Regions from separate parts of the Homo sapiens genome. Here region 1 is linked to region 2. A link is an interaction called in ENCODE POLR2A ChIA-PET data of the cell type or tissue named here. Cell type or tissue: B cell. All regions are shown on one strand.

Region 1 (2,500 bases), 330 kb before region 2:
CAAAAACCCCACGTGGCCAACATTAAACAGGGACATTGAAATCTTTCGAAAGATTTCAAATCATCTCTTAAGGTATATCCCAAGCCATAAAATAATAAGCAAAAAGGACCAGTGTTCAGAATGCTTTCCGAAATGAGGGAGCAGTTTCAAATGCGGCCTTGCATTGATTGGGAGACAGCCCTATGCTTAACTTCTGGCACCGTCGGAGAATAGATCAGATATTGTGTTTATTCTCTAGTAGCTAGGAAAGATTTTAAGGAAAAAAGACAGCTTCCAATTATTAAAAAAAAGTATAACTGTGTGAAGTCTCTGAAAGCAGGAGTAACACCTCATTCTCTATTTCCAGCAGATAGGACACTGCCAGTCACAGTAGGGGGGCAGTCCACAAATACTTGTTAAACCTAAGACTTAAACTTCATCTAATATCACATTTCTAATTCAGTCCTGTGTTGTTGTTGTTGTTTTTAATCATTTGGGCTGTGCAGTATGTTCCCACTGCCCTGAAATCTTCCTTTCATCCCAACATATTACTAAACCAGTTGTCTTATTGAAAATTTTGTGTAAAGCTTTTATTGTATTTATTGAAAATCTTGTGTAAAGCTTATAGTAAGGTGCCGCCAAGAACTCACTACCTCCTTTCCTCTGCACTGCAAAGGACACAGTTGCTTAGCCCCTCCTTTAAACACTCTCCCTTTCTTAGCTTTGCATCCCAACTGGAGGATTCCTCTAGGGCAGTCATTCTCTAATGTTTCCCACCCATCCCCCAGAGTGCTTTTAAGAAGCCTGTTTCCTAGGTCCCACTACCCAGACTGATGCATCTGGTCTGAGTGGGGCCCATGAATGTGCACTTGTAACAAGCTCGCAGGTGATAAATGGTGCTGGACTAAGGACCACACTTCTATAACCACTGCTCTAGGGAACTCTGGCCACATAATAAATATAAGCAACATTTATTGAGTACTTAATTACATAATTCCTTACTGCATTTAATCCTCATAATTATCCTAAGAGGCAAGTAATACTATCCAATTTACAAACAACTTCTAGGCTTCAGTTTCTCCAAGTATCTTCACAAAGGTCAACTGAGAGCACTAGAATTTGAACCAGGTGTGTCTGTGCTCTTAACCACTAAGCTTTTATACCTCACTCATCCATGTTCTAGCCACAACCTCTCTCTGAAAGATTTCAAGCACCCACATGGCTTAAATGCTTACTCTTAAGGAGATAGCTCTCACATCTTCATCTCCTGCACAAAGCTGCCAGATGGATCTTTCTTGACCTTTCTTAATTACAGATTTATCCACACTGTTACTGCTCAAAAGTCTTTTACGTCTCTTGCCTTTATCCCTGAGCTGCTGCTACAGCAAGGAGTCTATTCTTTCTGCCGTGCAAATCCCATTAATCCTTCAAACCCCAGTTCACAGACCTCTTGAGGAAGCTTTCAGTACCGTGTCAGTCTCCCCCCTTCTCCAGTTTCTGTGATGGTCTATTACAGACTATCAAAACTTGGATTTGTTTCCATGTTGACTTAATTCACTAACAACTGTCTCGTGTTAGTCTCGTCATTCAACTAATAAATTAACGTAAACCACATAGTATTTTTTTTTCTAATTATCGAAAGGAACTAGCACAATGCTAAAAAAATAAAAACTGAGGGAGTAAAGATTGCCAAACAAAAGGAAATAATCACAAATCCACAACTTGGGATTGGATGGCATTTTAAGGAACACTCACCAATATCATCGAATGCTTCCCACTACTGGGGAACTATGACCTCCAAGAACACAGAGTCAACAGGGAAAATATGGCCATCAGCAAAGAAAACCTACTTTGGTTGGGTACAAAATGTTTCCCAGTCACTTGTTTTTTCTTTTTTTCTTTTTTTTTTTTGAGACAGAGTCTCAGTCTTGGCTCACTGCACCTCCACCTCCCGGGTTCAAGTGATTCTCATACCTCAGCCTCCCAAGTAGCTGGGACTACTACAGGTGCATGCCACCATGCCTGGCTAATTTTTGTATTTTTCATAGAGACGGGGTTTCAGCATGTTGGCCAGGCTGGCCCAGTCACTTTTGCCCACTGGTTCTCTCTCAACCTTCCCCAGACACCCTCTCCCACTCAGGCCCCTTCTATGTGTGCCCCTCCCATATCACAACTTCACACAACTTCACATCTTCATCATCACAACTTCATCATCACAACCTCACTCCCCATCCAGGCTGCGCTCTCTGCATACTGGCCCAGTTGTCTACACTTGACAAAGAGTTGTGACCACACTAACGGAGTTGTCCAGATGCAATAGGATGAGCCTAGAAACACACAAACCACCAGCAGCCCTGTTCCACCTGTTACCAAAGATCTGTAAAAGCAAGCCCCTTTTTGGAGATTCACAATGCACAATAACTCAAGGCCCAGAAATTCCCAGAAGAGAGATGTTTAGTTATTTAGCCTGCCATTTCCCAAACCAGAACATCAAGTGAGTCTCTGCAGAACTTACTTTGGG
Region 2 (2,500 bases):
TTTCAGATGGAGTCTCGCTGTGTCACCCAGGCTGGGATGCAATGGCGTGATCTCGGCTCACTGCGACATCTGCCTCCTGGGTTGAAGCGATTCTTGTGCCTCAGCCTCCCCAGTGGCTGGAATTACAGGCATGTGCCACCATGCTCGGCTAATTTTTGTATTTTTAGTAGAGACGGGGTTTCACCATATTGGCCAGGCTGGTCTCGAACTTATGGCCTCAAGTGATCTGCCCGCCTCAGCCTCCCAAAGTGCCGGGATTACAGGTGTGAGCCACGGCGCCCGGCCTGAACCATATGAGAGTAAGTTATAGACACAGTGCCCCTTTACTGCTAAATATTTAAGCTATGTGTCCTAAGGATAAGGACATTCTCCCATAGTTTCATGATCAAAATTAGGAAATTTAACATTGGTGCAATGCTACTCTGTAATCCATAGTCATAATCACATTTCTGCAAGTGCCCCAATGATGTCTTTCACAGCATTTTGGGGGGTGTAGCTGGTGGGGAATGACCAGGATGCAATGCAAGGATCACACACTGCATTCACTTGTCCTCACTCTTTTATTTATTTATTTAAAATTTTTTTTCTAACAGAGACAAGGTCTCACTCTGTTGCCCAGGCTGGTCTCGAACTCTTGTGGGTTCAAGCAATCTGCCCGCCTCAGCCTCCCAAAGTGCTGGGATTACAGACATGCCCAGCTACTTGTCCTGACTCTTTTTTTTTTTTTTTTTTTTTTTTTTTGAGACAGAGTTTCTCTCTTGTTGCCCAGGCTGGAGTGCAATGGCATGATCTCGGCTCACTGCACCCTCCACCTCCCGGGTTCAAGTGATTCTCCTGCCTCAGCCTCCTGAGTAGCTGGGATTACAGGCATGAGCCACCACGCCCGGCTAATTTTGTATTTTTAGTAGAGATGGGGTTTCTCCATGTTAGTCAGGCTGGTCTCGAACTCCCAACCTCAGGTGATCCACCCGCCTCGGCCTCCCAAAGTGCTGGGATTAACAGGCGTGAGCCACCGCTCACTTAATCTCTTTTTTCCCAAGGCAGCTCCTCAGCCTTTCTTTGTCTTTCACAACATTGACGTTTTTTGAAGAGTACAGGCCAGTTGTTTTGTTGAATGCCCTCCAGTTTTTTTCCTGATGTTTCCTCATAATTACATTTGGGATACGCACTTTGGGCAGAACCACAGAAGCAGCATGTGTCTTGTTTGGTGCAAGGTGTCATGAAGCACATGAGGTCGGCTCATCCCAGACTGACATCAACTTTGACTGCTTGGTTAAGGTGGGGCCCACTAGGTCCCTCCTTGCTGAAGTTCCTCTTTTTCCCTTTGCGCTCAATCTGTATCTTGTGAAGAGATACTTGAAGACCATGTGATGCCTCCGAGTATCTCCTCACAAGATACGGAAAGGACCATGTGATCCTATGATGCCTCAAACTTCCATCCACAAGTTTCATCCCTTTCAGGTTCTTTTTGCCTAAATCAATTACATTTTACGATGGTAGTTACCAAATGATGATTTCCTTTCTTTTTTTTTTTTTTTTTTTGAGACAGAGTCTTGCTCTGTCGCCCAGGCTGGAGTGCAGTGGCACGATCTTGGCTCACTGCAAGCTCTGCCTCCTGGGTTCACGCCATTCTCCTGCCTCAGCCTCCCGAGTAGCTGGGACCACAGGCACCCTCCACCACACCCAGCTAATTTTTTGTAGTTTTAGTAGAGACGGGGTTTCACCGTGTTAGCCAAGATGGTCTCGATCTCCTGACCTTGGGATCCGCCCGCCTCGGCCTCCCAAAGTGCTGGGATTACAGGCGTGTGCCACTGCGCCCGGCCCAAACGGTGATTTTCTAACCCCATCATTCCTTCTACTTTACTGGCTGGCTTTCTCCTGCAGGACTTCCCCTCTGTCGGGGCAGCGGCTTAGAGCTGTGGGTTGGGAGAAATGGGGCCAGGAGCAGCAGGATCTGGCCAGGCCATTAGATCCTCCCCGGGGATTTTCTTTAAAACGAGTCCAGGAAATAAACTGGCTATAAAGCCAGTCTCCATGCAAGTGTCAAGGCAGGCAGGTCTGGGGCCAAGGCCATCTCTGGGCACATCTGGGCTGCATTAGTGACCTGTTGGCTACTTATGGGTATCCTCTGAGCTGGGATGAGGGTCTCCTGGTAGACAGGGATCAGGACTGTCCTTGTTCTTCTTTGCTTTCAAACTGTTTATTTTTTTCGTTTTTCCTTTTTTTTTTTTTTTTTTTTGAGACAGAGTGTCACCCAGGCTGGAGTGCAGTGGCTCAATCTCGGCTCACTACAGGCTCAACCTCCTGGGCTCAAGAGATTCTCCCAGCTCAGCCTCCTGAGTAGCTGTGACTAAACACACACACCATCATACCTGCCTAATTTTTGTGTTTTTTGCAGAGATGTAGTTTCGTCATGCTGCCCAGGCTGGTCTTGAACTCCTGGACTCAACCTATCCTCCCACCTCAGCTTCCCAAAGTGCCGGGATTACAGTCATGAGCC

The links. ChIA-PET counts read pairs that join two places held together with the same protein. Peaks named below come from ENCODE experiments on the same cell type or tissue, not always from the same donor. Only the 100,000 strongest peaks of a DNase experiment are listed, where the experiment ranks them.
Region 1: POLR2A ChIA-PET joins it to region 2 with 5 read pairs; 3 of 35 experiments call an interaction of 5 or more read pairs at or near these places.

The regions. Positions count from the first base shown.
Region 1 is chr20:49,657,938-49,660,437 of GRCh38, forward strand. The region is part of intron 1 of B4GALT5 (beta-1,4-galactosyltransferase 5); the gene reads right to left. Among named protein-coding and RNA genes, the nearest start is that of B4GALT5, 55 kb to the right of the region's middle. In B cell, no CTCF peak of the experiment used is centred here; no DNase peak of the experiment used is centred here.
Region 2 is chr20:49,992,266-49,994,765 of GRCh38, forward strand. No RefSeq gene overlaps it. Among named protein-coding and RNA genes, the nearest start is that of SNAI1, 11 kb to the left of the region's middle. In B cell, no CTCF peak of the experiment used is centred here; a DNase peak (open chromatin) is centred at 1,326.